2 separate regions of the Homo sapiens genome follow, and region 1 is linked to region 2. Evidence: read pairs that join two places in POLR2A ChIA-PET (ENCODE). Cell type or tissue: Caco-2. All regions are shown on one strand. Region 1 overlaps TRAF3 (TNF receptor associated factor 3). Region 2 overlaps RCOR1 (REST corepressor 1).

Region 1 (4,000 bases), 190 kb before region 2:
GCGTAAGCCACGGCGCCCAGCCAATCTCCTTCCTTTTTATGGATACACAGTATTCCATGGTATAGATGTACCACATTTTCTTTATCCAGTCTATCACTGATGGGCATTTAGGTTGATTCCATGTCTTTGCTATTGTCAATACTGCTTCAATGAACATACATGTGCATGTATCCTTATAATAGAATGATTTATATTCCTTTGGGTATATACCCAGTAATAGGACTGCTTGGTCAAATGTTATTTCTGCCTCTAGATCTTTGAGGAATCGTCACACTGTCTTCCACAATGGTTGAACTAATTTACACTCCCACCAACAGTGTAAAAGCATTCCTTTTTCTCTGCAACCTTGCCAGCATCTGTTGTTTTTTGACTTTTTAATAATCGCCATTCTGACTGGCATGAGATGGCAACATATTAACATATGTAAAGCCTGAAGTCTTGTTAATTAGGCATGTGTCTCATTCACTGAAATTTAACAACTGGAGAAATTATTATTTTCGTTCTAGAGATGGGGTCTCACTTTGTTGCCCAGGCTGGTTTTGAACTCCTGGCCTCAAGCAATCCTCCTGCTTTGGCCTTCCAGAGTTCTGGGATTATAGGCATGAGCCATTATGCACAGCCTGGAGGAATTACTTGACTCCAAAAAAACACTACTGCTATTTTCCAAAGGGGAGGGCACAGTTCTTAAAAGTTCTTTTTTTTGAGACAGGGTCTCACTCTGTCACCCAGGCTGAGTGCAGTGGTGCAATTATGGCTCACTACCAGTCTCAAACTCCCTGGCTCAAGTAATCTTCCTACCTTGGCCTCCCTAGTAGCTAGAACTACAGGTATGCTTCAGCACACCCGGCTAAATTTTTATTTTTCGTAGAGGCAGAGTCTTGCTATGTTGCCCATGCTGGTCTCCAATTCCAAAGCTCAAGTGATCCTCCTGTTTCAGCCTCCCAAAGTGCTGGGCACACAGGTGTGAGCTACCACACCCAGCCTCAAGAGTTCTTAATAACTGGAAACATCTGAAGTACCACACAAGAAAAAGATTTCACAATGGAAGAAAGACATGGACACAGGAAAATTACAGAAAGCAAGGCAAATTCAGAGATTATAAAGTATTTAGTTGGTGCAAAAGTAATTGCCGTTTTTGCCATTACTTTTAATGGCAAAAAACGCAATTACTTTTGCACCAACCTAAGAGGACTACAACTCATTTCATAGAGAAAAAAGCAAAAGAAACTCTCCCTAAATTTTGGTCATTAGAGCTCCACGGCTGGGTGCGATGGCTCACGCCTATAATCCCACCACTTTGGGAGGCTGAGGTGGGCAGATGGCTTAAGCCCAGGAGTTTTGAGACCAGACTGGGCAACATGGCAAGACCCTGTCTCTACAAAAAATACAAAAATTAGCCAGGCATGGTAGCATGCACCTATGGTTCCTGAGGTGGGAGGATCACTTGAACCTGGGAGAAAGAGGCTGCAGTGAGCTGAGATTGTGTCACCGCATTCCAGGCCTGGATGACAGAGTGAGACTCTCTCTCAAACAAAACAAACCATTCCACAATATCTACCAGGAACTGGATGATGGCCCACGCCCTGGCTGAGCTGCCCTGGTGCCTCCCTTCAGTCACTTCATGGCCAAGCCCACCCCAGCCTCTAGGCAGCCTCTGAGGGTGTGCCCAGGCCCCCACGAGCTCTGTCCTCCTCTCCACTCGCTCCAGCCCCATGATCCTGCGAGCCACCAAACTCACCCCCATCTGCAGCCTGCATGGCTCCACTCCCCATTCTCCCCCAAGCCCATCACCCTCCACTCACTGGGCACCCCCTCGGCAGGACACCTAGGTTCTCCACAAGCACTGGGAGTCACCTTTACCTCATACCCCACCTGCTGGCCAATCCTACCGCTCCACCCTCAGGCACACCCCAGTACAACCTTCCCCCACCCCAGCAACACCAGGCCTTGCCCCGGGGCCCCTCTCACCCTCCCAGTTCTGGGCTGCCCAGTGCCTTTCCCCTCACCCTCTGGCTGCCCCACTGCCCTCACATCTGACCTGTGTTCCACACAGCTCCTGAACCCCACAGCCCTGCCAGTTCCAGCTTAGGGTCCACATGCTCCCCCACTGTCCCTTGGCTGCCTCAGACAAGCCAGTGCTGATCACCTCTCTTCCCTTGATGCCACCTGATTTTTATTCATGGAACTGATCACTACCCGATGTTACACATTTGTTAGTATTTTTTCCCACTAGAGGAGCCTCACCACTGAGTCCCCAGCTCCTGGAATACTGCCCGGCGCACAGTAGGTACCCAATAGGTGTTTGTTCAACAAATGCATTGTTTTCTAAGTGTGTCCTCCACCCCCAACATCTCTGCTTTCCTCTTTAATTCACCCACTCACCCATACACACACACCCACATTCACACACCCCCACACACTCACCCACATTCACACTCACCCCCACACACACTTACCCCCACACACTCACCCACATTCACACACTCACCCCCACAGAAACACACAATGCAAAACTGTGCCAAAGTAACCGAAGTATGAGAAGCTGTCTCTCTCCAAGATAAACAGCTGCATTTCAATGCTGTAGGACAAATTAGCCTGTTGTAAGTGATGGTTATGTCACAGAGCTGTAATAAGACCAGGCAATCTATCAACATTTTGAGGCAATTCCCTAGGACAAGATAAAAATTTTACCTTTTTTGAATAACTATTCATTTTTTGACATACTAAATGATAGTCAATCAAGGCAATGGAAAATGTTAACTACATAAATCAAAATAGGCAAAACAAAGCTTAATTCTGAAATAAAGTCAGATAAAAAGTGCTATTTATTCCTATCTTTTCTCTTTAGTCCTATTAGAATAGTCTTTAAGAAGCTGTACAGTGGAAGAAGTATATATTAATTGAGCAGAAGGCCTGTGGAATGGATTATTTATGAACTCAGCGGAAGGCCTGTGGAACGGATTATCTATGAGTTGAGGGAGGGCCTGCGGAAGGGATTACCTATGAGCTGAGCGGAAGGCCTGTGGAATGGATTATCTATGAGCTGAGCGGAAGGCCTGTGGAATGGATTATCTATGAGTTGAGGGAGGGCCTGTGGAAGGGATTACCTATGAGCTGAGCAGAAGGCCTGTGGAACAGATTATCTATGAGCTGAGCGGAAGGCCTGTGGAACGGATTATCTATGAGCTGAGCGGAAGGCCTGTGGAACAGATTATGAGCTGAGCGGAAGGCCTGTGGAATGGATTATCTATGAGCTGAGCAGAAGTCCTGTGGAATGGATTATCTATGAGCTGAGCGGAAGGCCTGTGGAACGGATTATCTATGAGTTGAGCGGAAGGCCTGTGGAATGGATTATCTATGAGCTAAGCAGAAGTCCTGTGGAATGGATTATCTATGAGCTGAGCGGAAGGCCTGTGGAACGGATTATCTATGAATTGAGCGGAAGGCCTGTGGAATGGATTATCTACAAACTGAGCAGAAGGCCTGTGGAACAGATTATCTATGAGCTGAGCGGAAGGCCTGTGGAATGGATTATCTATGAGCTGAGCGGAAGGCCTGTGGAATGGATTATCTATGAGTTGGGGGAGGGCCTGTGGAACGGATTATCTATGAGCTGAGCGGAAGGCCTGTGGAACGGATTATCTACGAGATGAGCGGAAGGCCTGTGGAACGGATTATCTATGAGTTGAGGGAAGGCCTGTGGAACAGATTATCTATGAATCGAGCACAAGGTCTGTGGAACGGATTATCTATGAATTGAGCCTAAGGCCTGTGGAACGGATTATCTATGAATTGAGTGGAAGGCCTGTGGAATGGATTATCTATGAGTTGAGGGAAGGCCTGTGGAACGGATTATCTATGAATTGAGCGGAAGGACTGTGGAACAGATTATCTATGAGTTGAGGGAAGGCCTGTGGAACGGATTATCTACGAACTGAGCAGAAGTCCTGTGGAACGGATTATCTATGAACTGAGCGGAAGGCCTGTGGAATGGATTATC
Region 2 (4,000 bases):
CAGCTAACTTTTGGACTTTTTGAGAGACATGGGGTTTCACCATGTTGCCCAGACTGGTCTCAAACTCTTGAGCTCAAGTGATCAGCTCGCCTCAGCCTCTCAAACTGTTGGGATTACAGGGGTGAGACACCGCACTCAGCCCTCTTCTAGCTATTCTGAAATGTACAATTCAAGGCCAGGTGCAGGGGCCTGCGTGTGTAGTCCCAGCTACTTGGGAAGCTGAGGCAGGAGACTCTCTTGAGCCCAGGAGGTGGAGGTTGCAGTGAGCCAAGATCGCACAACTGCACTCCAGCCTGGGCAATAAGAATAAACCTCTGTCTCAAAAAAAAAAAAAAGAAATGTACAATTCATTAATGTTAAACTAGAGTCATTCTACGGATCAGGTTTTTTAAAAAACAGAGTTTAAAAAAAGAACTAAGATTATAAATATTCATCAATAGGTAATACAGGTAATTTTGTTTAAAAAAAGGCTAAATTATGATACATCCATACTAGTTACAGTAAAAAAAAATTAGATAACTGTAGATATACTGAGATGAAACAAAGTCCCAGATGTACTTATGAGCAGACTGATAACAGTTCACATTTTGTGGAAAACAATTATATATTATGCATTATGTACTATTTGAATTTTCTAAAATAGCATTTATTTTTATAATTACAACATAACTTTATAAGCTTTCAGTAACCCTAAGAGGCAGAACTCTGAACAGCCACTTTGAAAAGAAGAGGAAAAAAAAAACACACACACACACACAAGAAAAGCCAGGGATCTCCAGACATCCTATACACAGTTTTTTAGTATCTGCTAGAAATATGTCCTAAATCACTTATTTCTACTTAATGTCAGAATAAATGCTGGACAACCAAGACTTCCATATTCTTCCAAAACTGAGACACCTAAATTTTCAATAGAGTAATTGTTAAACATACTGACATATCCATGTAATAAAGTATTACACCTAGTTATTTAAAACCTTTATAAGCAGTTTTAACAACGTGGAAACTGCTTAGGTCCGATGCTCAGGAAGACAATACACACATACACACACACAGATAATCTATCATCTCACTTATATAAATACATACAAAAAAAATTGGAAGAAATACCCCAAAATGTTTAACGATTATCACCTCTGGGTGATGGAATAATAGGTGAATTTTTTTTATTCTTTATACTTTTATCTATGAACTTTCAACAATATGTAAATATTACTTTTAGGTAAGTGTTTGTTTTGTTTTTTTCCCAGAGTAGAAATCATTGCTCTTTCCTGATAGAAAATAATGCATTTCTACAAAGCCGTCCTCATCCTGCCTTCTCGCTAGTGGACTTTGTTCACTCTCAGTGCTCCGTGTTTACTCGGTTAATAAATGGAAAGACAGATGTATTCTATAAAGTCAATCCTTTTTTATGCCATCTAAGGAAAACCCCTAGGTCTCATGCACCCCAAGGCCCTTCCACCCTAACAACTCGATTTCCCTGAAAGGTATGTCTGGAAGCCCTTCCGTGACAAAGTAAATAAATCTTGATATTTCTCTTCAATTTTCATAACGTGAACACTACCGATGAGCCCTTGCTTAGTTCATCTGTCTTCCACTGCCTGACACTGACAGGTCATTTCCACGGGTTTGCTATGCAGCCGCTTGAGGTTCAGACTCCGCAGCGGGTTGGGGGCAGGGGTGCTGGGGCCTCCCGTGCGAGTTGGATTCTGGAGGAAGACAAGGAACCTGTTCCTAGCGCTCAGCCGGGTCCTGCGATGGCTGTGGCTGTGACTATGGCCAGGAAAGAGGCAGAGAGGCGGGATACGGTCAGAGCTGCGGGGGCTGGGGCGGAGAGGGCTGCTCCCAGGTCACGGCGCACCCAGGCGCCTCCCCCAGCTGCCAGCCCCACCTCGGCTGCTGCTCCACAGCAGGAGGGTGCAGCCCCAGCCCCCGCAGAGCTAGGGACTGGTGTATGGGGAGCAGGCCGGGTGCCCCGGGATGAACTTGAGGCCCAGCACTGCCAGCTTCCAGCTGTGGGAAGGGCTGGTGGCAAGAGGGACCCGGAAGCAGCACTGGGCCCGAGGGCGGAGATCAAGGGACATCTCCCTAAGCGTGGCCGAGCGCACTGGCTGCCATCTCCAGGTCAGCGGGGGCCACATTCGCGCACGGAACATCAGCGCGCCCCCAGAGGAGAGCTTGGCCCAAAGCATCCTCCGATTCCCAAGAGAAGTTGCCCACATTGCTTGGGACCCCCGGGGAAGCCCCGCTGGTGGAACAGTAGGGGTCAGCACCCCAGGCTGACCAGGGTCTGGGATCGGGGGGACCTGCGCCCAGGTGGCCTCCACGCTGGCGCTGCTCTGGCTTCTTTTCCGTGCTCCACCTCTCCAATTCTGAAACCAAACCTGGACTCGTGGCTCGGGAGTCTGTTTTTCTGGCCGGTTCTTTTCTGACAGTAATTCCAGGACAAGGGTCCGTTTCAAAGGCCTCAGTAAGAATCGTGTATTGATATCTGTCAAATTTGGTCCTCCTATGCCTCTGGCCTGGCTCAAGTGTGTCTCAGCCACAAGCCGAGCTCGCTGTCCACTGGGAGCCTCAGTGGACAGGTTAGTTTTTTTAAAGTTTAAAGTTTTAACCAACTTTAAACTTAAAACGATTGTAATCAGGGCTTACAATAAAACTGTAAATTTATTTTATAGGCAACACCACTGTTTAAAAATCAATTAACTTTACATATTCTGCCCTTTTCTTCTAGGTCTATGAAAAATAAGATAACATTAAAATTAAATTCTGACTCCAAAGACTCCAATAAGCAATACAATAGGAAAAGTGACTAATACAACTTTAAACTGTAATAACAGAAAGATAGTGGCTAACAGGCTAAATGAACACAGCCTGAGAAATAAGTGAGATTATGACCCAGGAGTGAACTACTTGGGGTTCCGCCACTCACTATCTGTGCTACTTTTACAACCCTCTGACTCTTTGAACTATGGGATGCCATCTGTAAAACAGAGAAAAAATCTTCCTCCTGGGTTACTGTGAACACTGAATGATACAGGAGTATGAAAAACATTTTAGTACTGTGCTGGCATAAAGGTTCAAAAAATGCTCAGTATTCTTCATATTCAGTTCTGAGTACAATTTAAGATGGACATTGTGGCCAACTGGAACACACTTAGAAGGACAACAGGAGATGAAAAGAGATCCCCAAAAAAACCATCTGAAAAGGCACCTGAAGCAACTAGCTTGGACTCAGACAGTAAAGGAGATACGATGACTGAACATTTAAAGGACACATATGGAAGCAAACTTATTTAGCAAAGTTCAGGAAAACAAAGCTTTTACAAATTACAGGGAGGCAGATTTTTAGTGCTCTGTAAGAAAGAACATGTTCAAAAATGGAACAGATCACAGGGCGCAGTGGCTCACACCTGTAATCCCAACATTTTGGGAGGCCATGGCAGGCGGATCACCTGAAGTCAGGAGTTTGAGACCAGCCTGGCCAACATGGCAAAACCCCATCTCTACTAAAAATACAAAAATTAGCTGGGTGTGGTAATGGGTGCCTGTAATCCCAGCTATTCAGGAGGCTGGGGCTGGAGAATCACATGAACCCAGGAAGCAGAGATTGCAGTGAGCCCAGATCGTGCTGCTGCACTCCAGCCTGGGCAACAGAGCCAGAATCCATCTCAAAAAATAAAAAATTTTAAAAAAAGAAATATACACTTTAAAACTCTTTAAATTATTTATCTTAAAATAGAAAAGAAATTTAATACATATAGAAGCTTTTACCTTCAAAGGTACCTTTAAAACCTTACATTAAACAAGAAAGGTGGAAAATAAAGTGCTCCAAGACTTACACTTTGCTTCTGACAGATTTTGATTGGGTGACCAGACCAACATGCCAAGATTGTCCCGTTCTTGACTGCGTCTTGCCAGTTTGGCTTGGGAGAAAGAAAAAAGAAAATTCTTATTAAAATTTAACACATATAATAAGCTATAAGTAACAATACCTTTT

The links. Peaks named below come from ENCODE experiments on the same cell type or tissue, not always from the same donor. Only the 100,000 strongest peaks of a DNase experiment are listed, where the experiment ranks them.
Region 1: POLR2A ChIA-PET joins it to region 2 with 6 read pairs; 4 of 35 experiments call an interaction of 5 or more read pairs at or near these places.

The regions. Positions count from the first base shown.
Region 1 is chr14:102,876,818-102,880,817 of GRCh38, reverse strand. All of the region lies in intron 6 of TRAF3 (TNF receptor associated factor 3), which reads right to left. Among named protein-coding and RNA genes, the nearest start is that of AMN, 44 kb to the left of the region's middle. In Caco-2, no CTCF peak of the experiment used is centred here; DNase peaks (open chromatin) are centred at 1,557 and 1,899.
Region 2 is chr14:102,681,821-102,685,820 of GRCh38, reverse strand. It overlaps RCOR1 (REST corepressor 1), which reads right to left. Exons shown (of 12, transcript NM_015156.4): 3 at 3,843-3,926. Among named protein-coding and RNA genes, the nearest start is that of RCOR1, 91 kb to the right of the region's middle. In Caco-2, no CTCF peak of the experiment used is centred here; a DNase peak (open chromatin) is centred at 1,720; H3K4me3 peaks cover 540 bases.